2 separate regions of the Mus musculus genome follow, and region 2 is linked to region 1. The links are chromatin loops, found by intact Hi-C in ENCODE. Cell type or tissue: left cerebral cortex. All regions are shown on one strand. Each heading gives the region's core, and the rest is flanking DNA. Links, peaks and the distances in the headings are about the cores only. Region 1 holds the start of Kcng3 (potassium voltage-gated channel, subfamily G, member 3). Region 2 holds the start of Mta3 (metastasis associated 3).

What was found. Peaks named below come from ENCODE experiments on the same cell type or tissue, not always from the same donor. Only the 100,000 strongest peaks of a DNase experiment are listed, where the experiment ranks them.
Region 2: it touches region 1 in a loop (7-fold over the local background); 4 of 42 quality-filtered maps call a loop at or near these places.

The regions. Positions count from the first base shown.
Region 1 is chr17:83,629,143-83,637,468 of GRCm38, reverse strand. It overlaps Kcng3 (potassium voltage-gated channel, subfamily G, member 3), which reads left to right and starts at 5,574. Exons shown (of 2, transcript NM_153512.1): 1 at 5,574-6,506. The coding sequence starts at 5,851. In left cerebral cortex, for the core only: a CTCF peak has its summit at 4,435 (motif pointing left); DNase peaks (open chromatin) are centred at 6,109, 6,961, 7,358, 8,193 and 6 more places; H3K4me3 peaks cover 4,582 bases; H3K27ac peaks cover 1,484 bases.
Region 2 is chr17:83,700,967-83,709,292 of GRCm38, reverse strand. Mta3 (metastasis associated 3) reads right to left here and starts at 3,109. Exons shown (of 17, transcript NM_001379391.1): 1 at 3,008-3,109; 2 at 827-894. The coding sequence starts at 3,035. In left cerebral cortex, for the core only: no CTCF peak of the experiment used is centred there; DNase peaks (open chromatin) are centred at 2,497, 2,577, 3,088 and 3,517; H3K4me3 peaks cover 2,508 bases; H3K27ac peaks cover 2,203 bases.

The sequences.
Region 1 (8,326 bases), core at 197-8,196:
GAGGAGAGGACTGTGTGGAGTCTGGCAGAACCCACTGTTCCCAACACTTACAGCATTGATTTATGCAGGGGCAATTGTATATACTGGGCAAGCCATTATGGTCTCTCATTACATAAAATCAGGGAAGTCCGAAGGCTATATTTTCATTTACAGAGCTGTTTTTTTTTTTAACTTATTTTGTTGTCTGTTTTATAGTGCAATACCTAGGATTATAAATTAATGACAGAGCAGAGGCTTTTAAAAGCAAACAGAATTGCTATGCAAGCTGTATAGAAAGCGGTGTCCACAGCTTTGGGCAGGCAGGATTTTCAGAGTGCTTGAATATAGCCAGTTACATAGTGCCCTGTTGTCATGAGCACAGTATGCCAGAAATACAAATGGACACATTCTTCCTTCCACAATGTCAAAATTCATTGAAAAACAATAAAGTCACAAGGTACGTTAATTTTACTGGTAGCAATTGTGCCAGGCAGTCCCAAGTTCCTTCACTGTCAACTGAAACAAACACGAGTTCTTTTATTCTAATTTTAATTACAGATTCCAACTCTCCTACCACATACCACACACATATCACACAGTAAATACTTCTCTCAGAATGTATATGCGTAGGTTACAGAATGGCCACCAAGGATTAAAGTGGCTATGACAGAGTAGCAGGAATTACAACGAGGCCAGGAGAGATGGAGAGAGAGCTGGGGATCCGGGAGATGAGAAAGGAAACTCTGAGGAGGGGTGGGTGCGGGGGTGGGGGTGGGGAATGAGCAGAGAACTCACCTGTTAGAGATTATGTCAGAGGTGCTGAGTCAGGCTGAGTCAGAACGGCTGCTGGGTCAAAGTTGAGTTGAGCCTCAGGTTCGAGTCAAATTGCAGAAGTGCAATGTGGCACTATGGAGACCACAGACTCGAAGGAAAGGTCAGATTCAGTCAGGTCAATGAGGGGATCCTAGCCATCTGGGCCAACTATGGAGAGCTGAGAGAGTCACACACCAGCTGGTCGGATGACAGGTGAGTGGCTCATATATGAAGCGTTAAATATACTTTTGTGTTTGTTTGCTTAATTCTTGTCTTTTGAGACAGGGGTTCTCTATTTAGCCCTGGTTGCCATTATGCAGACCAGGCTGGTCTTGAATTCACAGATATCTGCCTGCCTCTGCCTTCAGGGTGCTAGGATTAAAGGCTTGTTAGATGCTCTCTTCATGGGTCCAGGGGAGGGTGCTGCATTCTTTCCTTAGCCTGTGGTGCCAGGCCTGTTTTCATGCTTTTATTTCTATACATGTGTATGTAAGATGTGTATGTATATATAAATACATATATTCATGTGTCTGAGTCCAGGTGCATGCCTGCCATAGTAAATTCATCAAGGTCAGAGAATCTCCAGTCTGGGTTCTCACCTCCACCTTGTTCGAGACATTCTCACCTTCGCTGCTATATACCCCTGGTGTTCTAGTTAGGGTTACTATTGCTGAGATGAAACACCGTGACTAAAAAGCAAGCTGGGGAAGAAAGGGTTTATTCAGCTTACAGTTCTAGATCATAGTCCATCACTGGAGAAGTCAGGACAGGAACTCAAGCAGGGCTGGAACCTGGAGGCAGGAGCTGATGCAGAGGCCATGGAGGCTTACTGGCTTGCTTCCCATGGCTTGCTCAGCCTGCTTTCTTATAGAATGTGGGAGCACCAGCTCAGGGATGGATGGCACCACCCACTGATCACTAATTGAGAAAATGCCTTATAGTTGGACCTCATAGAGACATTTCCTCAACGGAGGCTCCTTTCTCTCTGATGACCCTAGCTTGTGTCAAGTCAACACACACAATCAGCCAGTACGCCGCCAGGCTGGCTGGCCTGTGGTGAGCTCCCAGAGATTTTCCTGTTTCGCCTCTCACCTCACCATAGGCACACTGGGATTATGCACAAATGTGTTTGGTTTCATGTGTGCTCTAGGGATCCAAACTTGGCTCCTCACATCTACATAACAACTGCTTTAACCAATGGGCTACCTTCGTAGTCCCCGATCTATGGTCATCTGTTTTCTGCAGTTCCAGTTAAACTGATAAGTTTGGAGGGCAGAATGGTTCTGCATGTAGGAATAAGCCATTCATCAGTAGGTGCCTCCTGGCAGTAGTAGCCTGGACAGATGGCACTGATTCTCTGTCCACCAAGATGCAAAATCCACCTGCTTCTACATCTGCACTCAAAAGGGAGTCAACAGCTGCTTGTAAAATGGAGTCTCAGGGCACGGTGTAGCCTGAAAAACCTCTGTTTTGCACAATCCTGAGTAATTTAGGGCAGGGCACAGCCTTTCTGCTCATCACCAGGGGTGCAGGAATTCACACTGAACCCAGAGCTAGCAGTATAAAGAACAGAACTTTTCCATTAATGTTTGATGTTTCGCATTACTCAGTTCTGGGCTGGTGGTGCACTATTTCTGTGAATTGTATTTACAATGACAAGGCATATTTGCACTGACGGAAACATACATGAGATGGGATGCGCTGTCTATTGCCCCGACGCCATCTGTCTCACTTAACACCCACAGCACCCTCTTAAGAGAAGTATCCTCATCGCCATCTTATGCACGAAAGATTGAGATTTGAGGTTAAGGGATTTGTTAGATATCACTTGGCATTTTGCAGCCTGCTTTCCCTGAAGGATGAGCCCAGAAGCCATCTTGGACAATCTGAACTCCTGTATGCTGGGATTACAAGAATGGACCACTAAGCCCAGTTTATTTGATTTGGGCTTTCGTGCATGCCAACACTTTATCAACTAAGCTATATTCCCCAGCCAGGATTTTGGAGAATAGTTTTATGTAGCCCAGGTTGGCCCCAGGTTTCCATTTAGAGTTTGAAGGATGCCTTGGTGAAAAGGAGAGAATGCTTTGGGGAATTGTTCCGGATCACAAGGGCATGAAAGAATGATGGGGAGAAGGTTGCGATGATAATCTAGATGCTAGAGATGGGAGTGGCTAGAGCCAGGACTGGCTTGAGCCTTCTTTCTGCCGTGCTGCTGTGGTTAGAGTGTCTCTAGCAAGTTCCAGCCACATCTGCCACAAGCCTTTGTTCCACCTCTCTGAAATGGGTTGACACATAGAGAATGAAAAACAAAAAGCAAACAAACAAACAAACAAACAAACCTACCTTCTCTCAAGCTCAAATCCTTCCTGATGCTTTTTAAATGTTAATTCGTACTAAGGATTTAGATAAGACACCTCCAGATACTGTCCTGAACCCAGAAGAGAACCCGGGTGTAATAATTCCCCTGTAGGCGTCCTCTCAGAACACAGTGGCATAGGATTGTTTGTAAGAATGTTCTCTAAGCCAGGTTATACCGAGACAAAGCTATCATTTCTGCATGTCTCTGTATACTTTAAGAAAATGATTCGGGTGTTGCTGTTGGGTTGATGATATCACAATCAACTAAGAGTGTTACGTTAGAAACAAAGAAAATGATTTAAACCTATCTAGCCGATAAATATGAAAATATAACTTATGAAGCCTACGCTGCATTGTCACCAAATAATCTGTTTTCTAAGTTCAAATTTAATTTAAAAAGAGATATTTCTCTAAATGCTTCCAACAGCAGACTGCAAAGGGTTTTTTTTTTTTTTTTTGCATAGAGAACACAGGAAATAAATATAGTAATGTTCAAATCACCAACACAATGGCTGTTCTGTTGCTTGTTGCTTTTAGAATATTTTTAACAACTTGCTGGTGAATTGGCTCTTGCTGGTGTGAAGCCAGGCTGGTAGCTGGTTCTCACCTGCTTTTATTTATTTATTTATTTATTTATTTATTTATTCCTCTGGTCACTGTGTCCTATCCATTACTAAGACCTGCTAGATACTGGGCTGGGTTTCTCATAACTGGCTTTCATTTTTACTGACACGAGGTTAGGGCTTCTATTCCTGGCTTGCTGAAAGAGCCTTTTCCTTAGAATAACCCACGGGGCAGAGCGTCTTCCTAAACTAAGGCTTTCATCTAGCCACTTCTGTTATTAAAGCTTCAGGGATCCCATTGCAGATAGCCCGGCATGGACACAGGTCTTAGAACTCCCGTTGTTCCAGCCAGACAAATGCATTAGCTTTCTTTACAGTCGCTAATCTTTCACATCTGGCATTTGCTCCCCCGGAGTCCCTGGCTCCTTCTGCCAGCACCTCCTTCCATTCCGTATTGAATTCACTTCCTTCAGGATGTTTTCCTTGCTTAGTAGCTACTTAGCAGATAAATAACTCTTGTTTTTGAGCTTTTAATCACATTAAGTGCTTAAAAAAAAATGATCCAAGTCTAGGGATAAACAGCTTATGGAGATTTTCATTCTCTAAGAACCACCCAGGGTGACTTTGTCAGAAAGAGAACTCAAATTTGCAGGCGGCTGTTTTCACTAACATCTATCCGAGAAGCAGAGCAAATGACTCCTTATGGTGACCTCTAGCGGGCACGGGGCAGTCCTACAAAATTAGGAAAGTGGAGGGGGAAAGCAAAACCCTTCCCCAGGTACTCCATGGTCACAGGAGCCCATCTCACCCCTCCACCCTCCCTATTCATTTTTATTTCCAGGGTTTGTTTTGCATCTAACGCCGTCTCCCTTATATATAACTCACCTGTTTCTTGCCTTTGACGGGCTGGGTTGCCGGTGTCGGATGTGTAAACTGCTGTTTAAAATAATGCCTGCCAAGTCGAACCCCACTCCACCAAGCCTTAACCCTGCCTCTGCATTTGAAGGCCGGTGCCGCAGTCGCACGGGGGTGCTACGGGGAGGGAAGGAGTGGACATCGAGATAGCATGAAAAGGAGAATGCAAGATCGAGGCAATAAGACATTCTGGTCTTGCCAGTGAAAGAAAATTCTCTCCAGACTGCTACCCGACTCCACCGGAGGCATCGTGAGAGCGGTGTAGGCGCCTTCTTAGGACCCCAAGGCTGGGAAAGATGGGGGACTAGGGCGAGTCCGTTGGCCCATGGCATCCCTCAGGGAGCAGGGGGTGGGGAGAGCTTGGTGCGCGGCCGCCTTCGGAGCGCACGGCACGTGGGGTGCCCCACGCGCGGAGAGGAAGCGCAAAGTCTGCAGGCAAAGCCGCGACTGGGTTGCCTGCTTTGAGAAATCCTTTGGGGCGGCCTTAGAAGCCGACCAGGGTTTCCAACAGTCTCTGGCAAAGGCTCATCCAGACGCCGTCTGCTCCCTACTTCAAACCTCGCACCTTGGTCCTCACCTCAGCACCCCTCCTTCCCTCCTGTCTCCTCCCTTCGGGGGACTCTTTAAAGGAGCCTGGGGGAGGTGTGTCCATCATCCGGATGGCCCCGGGGCTCCCCGCAGCTCGCATCACGCCCTGCGCACCCCTCCCGGCCACTGCGGGCGGGGGCGCACGGCGTCACGAGGCGGGGAGCCCGAGGTCCGGGGCGGGGCGCCGGGGAATCCCAGCCGGAGCGAGCCGGGAGGTGCGGGCGCGGGCGGGCAAGGAGGTGCGCGCGGAGGGAGCGGAGCGCGCGGAGCCGGCGGGCGAGGAGGAGGACGGCGAGGGAGGCCCCGCCCCCGCCTCCCGGAGCCCGCTCCTCGCCGCCGGAGCCGGCTCACTTTGCCTTTCGCCTCTGGACGGCGGCGGGGCTGCGTGCGCCGGGGACCGGGCAGACCTGCCCACGGTGCCTCGGCTAACGTTCGCCCTCTGGGAGACCGGCGCCACCTGGAGCTGCGGCCAGCCACCCGGATTCGGGAGGGCGAACCCGGGAGCGAGGGGCGGCGGCACTGACACCGCGGGGGACGCGGGCGGTGCGGGGCGCGAGCCCCGGGGGAGCTCGGGCCCCGACGGCGCGGCCTCCCCGTGCGCGCGGCGGGCAGGCCCCCGGGGCGGCCAGCCATGACCTTCGGGCGCGGCGGGGCGGCCTCGGTGGTGCTGAACGTGGGCGGCGCCCGGTACTCGCTGTCCCGGGAGCTGCTCAAGGACTTCCCGCTGCGCCGCGTGAGCCGGCTGCACGGCTGCCGCTCGGAGCGCGACGTGCTCGAAGTGTGCGACGACTACGACCGGGAGCGCAACGAGTACTTCTTCGACCGACACTCGGAGGCCTTCGGCTTCATCCTGCTGTACGTGCGCGGCCACGGGAAGCTGCGCTTCGCGCCGCGGATGTGCGAGCTCTCCTTCTACAACGAGATGATCTACTGGGGCCTGGAGGGTGCGCACCTGGAGTACTGCTGCCAGCGCCGCCTAGACGACCGCATGTCCGACACCCACACCTTTCACGCGGCAGACGAGCTGGGCCGCGAGCAGCCTCGTCCCGCCGGACCCGAGGCGGCCCCCTCCCGGCGCTGGCTGGAGCGCATGCGGCGGACCTTCGAGGAGCCCACGTCGTCGCTGGCCGCGCAGATCCTGGCCAGCGTGTCCGTGGTGTTCGTGATCGTGTCCATGGTGGTGCTGTGCGCCAGCACGCTGCCCGACTGGCGTGCGGCGGTTGCTGACAACCGCAGTCTGGATGACCGGAGCAGGTACTCCGCCAGCCCTGGGAGGGAACCCTCCGGGTAGGACGCACTGCTTTTTTTGCCCGTCCAGTCCGTCCAGTCCCGTCTATCCGTGCCGTCCGTCCGTCCGGTCTCCGTCCTGTCTGCCTGGCAGCTCAGCTAGGCTTTTTTCCTGCCCCAGGAGGTCCCTGGCGCTCCAGCCGAGGGGTGTGAGGAATCTATGGGTCCCCAACCCCGCCCCCTTTTCACAGGCGCAGCCTGTGGTTGTGCTTGGGTCTCACCTTTTAGAGTAAAACCTCCAGGCTTTGTGTTTTAGTTCTGACCAAATAGCAACCTGCTAATTAGATTTTCCAAACTTTTATTGCTAACACGCAATAATTTGCACGATGATTCAGTTTGAGCTAAGAGCTCTTTGAAATATGTGCCAGTACTGGTGGTGTTTGAAAAGATGAAGTCTCATTTCGGTGAAATGTGGTCTGCTTCAGTGCCCACACATTCTGCACACCCTGCTCCCGGCGTAATGTGTGCTGGGATGGAATCCGTATTATAAAGGAGGCTAATTTAGTGATAGACTCTGAATAATGGGTGCCTGTGCCCTTTTTCCTCTCTCCTTTCCGAGCAAGTGTGGACCTAGCAAATTCCTCTCCTCTGTGTGGCATTAAGGATTTGGAGTTTCATTCAGAGGGTCTTCAGTGTGGAGAAGAAAACAAAAACAGCTATTACCTTGGGAGAGAAGAAAAAGCGAAACTTCCCCAAACCCAGAAACAGGATTCGGTCATTGAAGTGTCTTCCCGCCTCCCCCCACTTTACTAGGATGAAAAGAAAACACTTTAATCTTTCCTGAGCTCATGCTTATCTCTTAATGGTGATAGCACTCTCCTGTTTTTAGAACAAGTGAGTTTATTTTGCATATTTGGTGGGAGGAATAAGCAGACTAAAGTTGGACTTTCCGAGCAGACAGCCATTTTGGGCATAAAACCCAAACTGTATATTCTCTTTCACCCTTTGTTTGATAACTCTTCTAGGAGCCTTCACCCATTCATTTTCTGCCCTAATTTTTTTCCCCCTTCACTTTCAAGTCAAGACCGTGTCCTGTAATCCTTTCCCGATGGGCCTGTGTGTGCTAGGGACTGTGGTAAGTGCAGACCCAGCAGCAGTGCATCCCTTCCTCTCTGTATGAATCCTAACAGTAACTACCGTGGACTGGAAGCACAGAGCCCATTGCCAGCATCCCATCTTGGCATGAAATCCAAGACCTGTGCTTTGAAAAGAAGAAACTTAGGAACGTCCTGTTTTGTGTGTTGGGTCGGGTCTCCACTTCACAGAGAGGGATCGATTCCTTGGTACTTCCTTGATACGATGAATTAACTTTCCTTTATAAATAAAGTGGCCTTGATAATATTTTTTTTTTGAAAGCATCATAGAAAAATGAGCCTCGAGTGACCGGCTTTGAAAGGACTCGTCAGTAACTGTAGACTTTGAAGGTTAGTGATGGACGGAGCTCATTAGCCAAGGCTACAGCAGCCCTGACTGATAGGTTTAGACTGTGAGGGAGTTGATTAAGGGGAGCCAAGAGAGTGACAGCCTTTCTGAAGGAGGGAGGGGGATTGGGGAGAAAGAGGGTTAGAGTAGAGCATTAGGGTGAACGCTAATTTAGATAGAAAGAGAAACTGAAGAAGCCCAGAAGGGAGGAGACAGATAAAACAGAGGCTGCAGAGGAAGTGAAGAAGATAGAGTAAGGCTCCGTTTGTGTATATGTATCCTAAGTATGTATATAATTATTCAAGTCAACCTGTTTCCTAGATACCCGGATATTTCAGGCATATGCATGTTTTTCTTGGCTTAATGGCCCGGTTTTAAGCTTCTTTCTATGAGTAGGT
Region 2 (8,326 bases), core at 143-8,142, 72 kb before region 1:
CAGAATTAAAGAAAGGTGTGTGCTCTGGCCAGCTCATTTTCTTTTCCTTTCATTTTTGAGTTCTGTCTCTCTTGCTAGCTTGGAACTCTCCAAGTAGGAGAGCCTGGTTGGCTGGTGCGGAAGCCCCAGGGCAGGATTATCAGCCTGAGCCACTAAACCGGTTTTTCTTTCAGATTCTGGGAATTGAACTCAAGTCCTCATGCTTGCAAGTCATCTCCTCAGCCTCTCATTTTGTTTTTTTAAGACAGTCTCAGTGATACAACGCAGGACAAACTCAAACTAGGTATCAGGTGCCTGTCACGCCGCCGACTCATTTTACAATTTTGTGTGTTGTGGGGAGGGGTGGAGGCTGAGACTGGCTGACACTGGGCTGCCATGCCCCTGACTCTAGGCATGAACCACCACGCCCAAATTAGATTCTTCCTTCTAAAGCTCGAGGAGGAATATACTCATTCACTAGCAGATGTGAAACAGCGCTTGGGAAACTGAGGCAGGAGGATTGAGATTTTTTTGGAAGTCATTGTAAGCCTAGCTCAAACAAACATGCCTAATGTTTAAATATGAAACATGCCTACAGTCTTAAATATGAACAGAAGTCAAGTTACACACAACTGGCCTGATCTTCAAGGTTCAAAGCAATCTGAAGAAACAAACGTAACATGGGTCAAAAATCTTTATAAGAAGCCAACAAATATTCAGATGCCTGCAGAACTCTGTAATTAGCCTGGAACTGAAAGTAAAAATCACCTCTCGGGCCCTTTACCCAGTAACCCTTAAAGGGGAAGCGCTTCGGTGTTGGCCAGGTGATGCCACACTGCTCACTCACCTTGTTGAGCTCCTCTATCCGTCTGATGAGGTACGGGTTGCTGGAGGAATTCTCAAAATAAACGTAGTCTGCAAACAAAAAACGCACAGGTCTTTTCAACCAAGAGCTCACATTTGACAGCTCAGAGCCCTTTTCTTGTTTTTGTTTATTTTCCGTTTTGTTTTAGACAGGGTCACATGAGATAGCTCGGCATGTCTCAGAGAGCTTGCCTTGTTCACCAGACTGGCCTCAAACTCACAGCAGAGACCTGCCTGCCTCTGCCCAGGACTGGAGAGCTGGGATTAAAGGTGAGCCACCATCTCTTGGGCTACAATTCCCTATGCGTTAGGAAGTAGGCAAGCCACTGTAAGGCAGCCTCTGTAAGCGGTTCCAAGTTTATCACCGTCCTAGAATTCCCACCCCTGACGAAGTAGCCCAAGCTCATCTAGAACTAACTCAACATCCCCCAGCCTCACACACTCAAGTGGAGATTAGTGGTATGTACCACGTACCACATCCTGCTTACATTTCATTTTCTTTTTGAAAATAGCAGTCCGGGCTGGCAAGAACTGGTGAAGTAATTGAGACTGGCCTTCAACTCCTAAGCCTCCTGGCCCAACACTTACAGGCTGAATTTACTGGCATGTGCCACAGTGGTCACCCTTGAATTAATTATTTAATTTAAAAAAAAAAACAAAAAAAAGCATGGCTTGCTGTAATTGGGGGGAGTGGGACACAAAGGCAGGAGAATCACAAAGCAGAGGCCAGCCTCGTGCTACATAGCAAGACTTTGCCTCAAACAACAACAAAAAGCACAGGTCTTAAATCCCAGCACCTATGGAGCAGAGGCAAGCAGATCTCTGTGAGGCCAGCCTGGTCTAGGACTGAATCCTAGGGCATCTAGGCCTAAGTAGACACCTTGCCTCAAACAACCAAACAACCCCACCACAACATGATAGGCAAACCCCTTCATCACTATGTATCAGAGCTCATCAACGCAGCCTCCCACTAGCGCCTCATCCCTCCAATCCAACCAGCCCTCAACAACGATTCTTACATAAAAGTGTTGACCTGAGACAAATCAGGAGAAAAAGAAAGGCTTAACAGCCCAAATTCATTTCAAACATCAACTTAAAAAAAAAAATCGGCAGGCAGAATGTGTAAGGGCAAGCAGGTATCAAACTTTTCCTTGCTCTACCTGGGATGGTGAGGAATAGGGGCTGGGTGTTGGGTTGTTTTTTTTCCCCCCTTTTTTTATATTTGATTCAACTCCATTTAGACCCTTCTTATAAAGAAACCATGGCAAGTTTTCAACCAAAGGTACAGGATTTTTCCTCTACAGAGTGGCTGGAAACTTCCCACTATGTGTTTACCTGAGAGACTAGACTGCACAGTCACGGTCTACCTAGGCGGCTCTCTCCCAGCCCTCTGCTGCTAAGTGGCCTCATTTAGCCAGGCCATTCCCCCACCATCATCCATCAGGAGCTCGGCTAATGAGCAAAGACGGAAGAGCAAGTCTCACTCACAAACACGCCACTTATCTGAATTATTATTTTACCAGGAAGGAGGGAGGGAGGGCGTCGTGAGCAGGGAAAGTTTGTTTGACCTTATTTCTCTCTCTTCTGCAGAAGGCTGGAAAGACAGACAGCAGAGCCAACGTCCAGGCTGAGCTCTACTCCCTACCTGGGGCTGCGGCTCCCTGGCCCCACACACAGCCCCACTCTCAGGGGGACTGAACGGGAAACCGAAGGGAATGGGGGGTGAAGCAGCGACGGTGCAGGGCCCGGGCTCTGCAAACAGGCCTGTCGAGCTCTGCCCCCCACCTGGGCCACCATCGTCCCCAGCCCACGCTAACACCGAGGCAGAAGCCGGGGTTTGGGGTGAGGGGTGCTCAAGCCCCCCTCCCTCGTGCCCAAAAGCCACGCGAGGGAAAGACCACTCAGCTAGGGGGCTTGCAGGGGCTCTGTCCCTTTGGGGCGTTCGTAAAGGGGGTGTCCGATGCGTGTCCCCAGAAGAGGCCTGGCCCCGAGACGCCGGGCAGGAGCGGTGGGGGAGGGGAGTGGGGGTGGGGATCCCCCTGCGCCCCGCCCGCGGCGCCCTCAGCCCCGGGCTCCCGGGCTGCTGGCAGTAAGCGTGCGCTGCCCGGACCCCCGCTCCCACCGCCCGCTCCCCGACGGGCCGGGAAGGGCCGAGCCTTCCTACCTCCGACCCGGTACATGTTGGCCGCCATGTCCGCCCGCCCGCCCGCGGAGCCCGAGCCGAGCCCCGCCCGCCGCCGCCGCCTCAGCCTCGACCGCCGCCGCTGCCGCCGCCGCCGCCGCCTCGCCACGGGGGAGGGGGAGGGACGGGGAGGGGACACCGAGGGAGGGGGCTGTGCCCGCCCCCAGCGCCGGCAGAGCGACGCCGAGCGGGCCCGGGAGGCCGGAGCACGGCGGGAACGGGGCGGCGGGCTGCGGGGGGCCGAAGACCCCAGGGGCCACCCGCACTAGCCTCGGGGTAGCACACCAGGGTCAGGGGCTGTGGAAGAACCAGGGTGGGGACAGAGGTTCAGCCACTCCGAGCGTCTCTCTCGCCCGCGTCACCTGTCCACCTTGGGACAGGTTCTCCTTTCCTGCTTCTGTTCCCCAGGGACACCCCTCTATGTGTGACCTCAAGCACACGAACGCCCTTCTGGGTACAACTCTCCGATGCAGCCAATGCAAGCGACAGATGCTTGTTTGCGTCCCTCCCTCGTGGTGAGAGGACGTTTGGTGGCTTTAGAGCCTACAGGCCCTGGGGCCAAGAAGACCCTACGTACTTGCAGCTTGCTCAAGTCTGAGACCCAGCTATGAAAAGAACTGGAAGCTGACTTTCTCACCCCGACCACACTGGCAGGTCAGTCGTGGCTGTGCCAAAACTGGGCTGAACAAAACCGACCCCCCCCCCCACACACACACACACACACACACATCCTCTAGCCCTGCCTCTAAACAGGCTTTGTGTACAGCGTGTGCTTTGACCAGGGGAGGCCTTCAGCACAAGAGGGCTTCCTTTGCCGGTAGAAGAACAGGGTTTCCACAATCCGCAGTTTTCCCCCCATCAAAAGGAGGAGGTCGTGTCTAACAGCTTGGGGTTGCTGGTCAGCTAACTAGTTTTATGTCAAAAAGCACGTCCTCGCCCCAATCCCCGTTTTTGGTTTTTTGGTTTTTTTTTTTTTTTGCATTAATGGGGATTGAAGCCAGGTCTTTGCACAGGCTAGTCATTTAACTATAGAACTAACTTTTCATGTTTGTTGGTTTGTTTTTAAATTCTTAATACACTTATTTACTTATCTATCCATCCATGCATCTATTTATCTATCTATCATGTGAGGGCATGAATGCTATGAGATATATATGTATAGGTCTATCATAGGAGTAGAGATTGAACTCAGATAGTCAGGCCTGGCTATACTGAGCTACCTCACCAACATTACTTGTTTTAATACGGGTCTCAGTTCAGGCTGGCTCTTGTAGCCTCCTGCCTCAGCCTCCTGAGTGCTGGGTTATATTACAGGTGTAGGATCACTTGTCCCATCAGAAAGCTCTTAAGTGGCTAGTTTTCCCATGCTGAGTAGCTATAGATCCCTTTTCACGTTCCTCACACCCTCTATGAGGTTTTGAATATAGATGGTCCTCATAGTACTAAACACCTGTAACCCTAGTATTCCATAGGCAAAGGCTGGAGGCGCTCCAGTTTGTGGCCAGCTTGGGATACAGAGCGAGATCTTCCTGACTGACTCTCCCCAATGAACACATAACTTCTTTTAGGAAAGCCAAGGCATTCCAAACTACACCCAGGCCTTGTTGCACAATAAACATTGGCCTAGTATTGTGGGTTGGAGTGCCTGGTGATGCTGATTTAAAGGGCTGTGCCAAAGTAGGAGTTGTCCCGGGAAAAGAAGACTGCATTTTGGTTGAAGCTCCTCTAGCATCCAATATTGAGAATAGCAGGTGTCTGTCGATTCTTTTGTACTCTGGAAAGCCTCAGATTCGCTGGTAGCTTGCAAACTGTGAGTCCTCAGCCCTTCTGGCCCAGGGAAGAAAACAAAAGAGCTCTGGTATGCTGACAGTATAGCTGTTATTTATCATTTATCATAACTCTTTTACTGGGGATCCTACCGAAAATATAATGTGACTTATCTGAAACCACTCTCCATTTCTAAACTGACACACATCAGCTGATAGTTCACCTGGAATAGTATTCCGGCATCAGAACTAATCCCTCTGGCCCAAACAGCATGAACCGCAAAGTCTGTCTTCTACTAAGAATGCCGCCTGAAAATTCAAAGAAATGGATCATAAGTTTTAGAAGGCTTTCTCATTATTTTTAAGTAATAAATATGAACAAGAGTAGGGCTGGAGGTGCATAGGAGATGGCTCAGCAGGTAAACATGCTTGCTGACAAGTTCGACCCCTGGAACAAATACATTGGAAAGAGAAAATTAATTCCCAAAAGTTGTCCACAGAGCCCCACATGTACATCATGGACTTCATACATGCACAGATAAACATGCCCATCATAAACTTCATACATGCACACATACACACATGCCCATCATAGACTTCACACATGCACACATACACACATACACACATGCCCATTATAGCCTACATACATGCACACATACACACTAAGTTTTTCTTAAAGTCCAGTTGGGGGGTAGAGGCAGGAATAGCAGGAGTTCAAGATTATCCTAAACTGCACGGGGAATTTGAGGTTAGCCTGAGCTCCATGGCTGGGTTATAGCTGACTAAGATGTGACTAGATCCTACCATACCTGAAGCTCTGGGTTAGAGGCCCACCAGAAAATAAGTCAAGAATGATAGCCTATGCTTCTAAACCCAATCCTTGGGTTGAAAGTGAAGGTAGGAAGACGGCAGGAAGGAGAAACTCAAGTTTTCCTCAGCTACACAATTTCATGACGCCATCCTAGACTACATGAGAGTCCATCTCAAAAGCAAAATAATAAGTAAAAAAAAAAAATCCTTCCTCAAAGTATTTCTGTATTCTTATTACTTCCTTATCTGCTCTTCCCATTTCCTCAGGTTTTTTGAGGTCTCTATACTTACCACAACAGGTATGTGAAAAGTGCTAAGAACATTTCCCACACCTGTCCACACTCAGCTTTTCTCCAGTCATAGCCTGGAGCCCCCATTAAAGACTTAGACCTGGGTCAGAACAGGAAGTAATGGTGGTGGCCAATTCAGACTCCCCTGTCTCCCCTATCTTCTCTGTCTTAAGCTCCTTCTACCTCCAGCTCCAAAACAGGGTCCTCTATATTGGAAATGCTCAGTATCTTAAAGAGTGGGGAAGGGAGGGAGGCTCAGCAACCAGAGCATGCATTGCTGTTTCAGGAGTGCATGGAGTTAGGATCCCAGAAGAACCCTGTACTGGCTAGTTTTGTATCAACTTGACACAGCTGGAGTTATCACAAAGAAAGGAGCTTCAGTTGAGGAAATGCCTCCATGAGATCCAACTGTAAGGCATTTTCTCAATTAGTGATCAAGGGAGAAAGGCCCCTTGTGGGTGGGGCCATCTCTGGGCTGGTAGTCTTGGTTCTATAAGAAAGCAGGCTGAGCAAGCCAGGGGAAGCAAGCCAGTAAAGAACATCCCTCCATGGCCTCTGCATCAGCTCCTGCTTTCTGACCTGCTTGAGTTCCAGTCCTGACTTCCTTGGTGATGAACGGCAGTGTGGAAATGTAAGCTGAATAAACCCTTTCCTCCCCAACTGCTTCTTGGTCATGATGTTTGTGCAGGAATAGAAATCCTGACTAGCCGGGCGTGGTGGCGCATGCCTTTAATCCCAGCACTCGGGAGGCAGAGGCAGGCAGATTTCTGAGTTTGAGGCCACCCTGGTCTACAGAGTGAGTTCCAGGACAGCCAGGGCTACACACAGAAACCCTGTCTCGAAAAACCAAAAAAAAAAAACAAAACAAAAACAAACAAACAAACAAACAAAAAACAAAAGAAACCCTGACTAAGACACACCCATATCAGAGGACCTGCAGTCGTCTCTAACTCCAGCTCCAGAGCATTCAACACCTTCTTCTGGCCTTCACACACACCTACACACAAGCACACAAACACACACATAAATAAAAAAAGTCTTAAAGTAAAATAAATAAATAGATGGGGGCTGAAGTTGTAGCTCTGTTGGTAGAATACACACCCCACATGCATCTTCATCCCCAACACTGAATAAGCCAGGTGTGGTGTCCCATGTTAAGGACTTCATATTTGTTACGTCACATTTCTCTCTGGCCATCTCCAGTATCCCTATGGAAGAGATGTCCCCTACAGCATGTCAGTAACACCAGAGTAAATGGGGTCTCCCCATGGACAAAGCTTCCTAGTATGGCTGTTGTAATTAAAGAAACACATGGAAGGCATTGCTTGAGGCCCAGAGTGTTCCCTCTGTTGGTCTCTATAAACCCACTCTTCCATTTGCAAGAATGCTGCAAATGAGCCAGGTGTGGCAGCCTATGCCTGCCATCTTAGCTTTCTGGAGATAGAGGCAGGAGGACCAGCCGGAGCTACATGAGACCTTATCTGAAAGAAAGACAAAGAAGAAAGAAAGAGACAGCATCACCACATCACTGCCTAGAAGGCTCAGTGGGTAAAGCCACTTGCCACCAAGCCTGAAGACCTGAGTTCAGTCCCCGGGCATACATGATGGAGGAAAAGCAGCTTCTATAAAACTGTTCTTCAACCTTCCACATGCGTGCCACACACCCATGCATGCCACACATACATATGCACGCACACATAGGTGCATACACACATACCCCCTACACACAATATACACACAAACACACATAGACACACATGCACTCACACATAGACACATACGCATGCACACAGACATACACACATATGCACACACGCCCAAACACATACACACACACATAAACATGCTCACACACATATACACATGTGGACACACACACAAATAAATATAAAAATAAGAAAAGAGACAGGCATGGTGGCACACATCTTTAATCTCAGCACTTAGTATTTTTGGGTTTTGTTTGGTTTGGTTTGGTTTTTTCTTTCTTCTTTTTTTTTTTTTTTTTTTTTTTTTTTTTTTTTTTTTTTGGATTTTCAAGACAGGGTTTCTCTGTATAGCCCTGGCTGTCCTGGAACTCACTTTGTAGACCAGGCTGGCCTCGAACTCAGAAATCTGCCTGCTTCTGCCTCCCGAGTGCTGGGATTAAAGGCATGCGCCACCACGCCCTGCAATCTCAGCACTTAGGAAGCAGAGGCAGCCAGCTCTCTATGGGTTTAAGGTCAGCCTGGTCTACAGATCAAGTTCCAGGACAGCCAGGGCTACGCAGAGAAATTCTGTTTCAAAAAAGCCAACAGATAGATAGATGGATGGATGGATGGATGGATGGATGGATGGATTGATAGATAGATAAGAGACAGAGTAAAAGAGAAGGAAAAAAGAAAGAGAGAGAAGGACATAGGAGAGAGAATTGGGTTTTGTTTCAATTTAGGAAT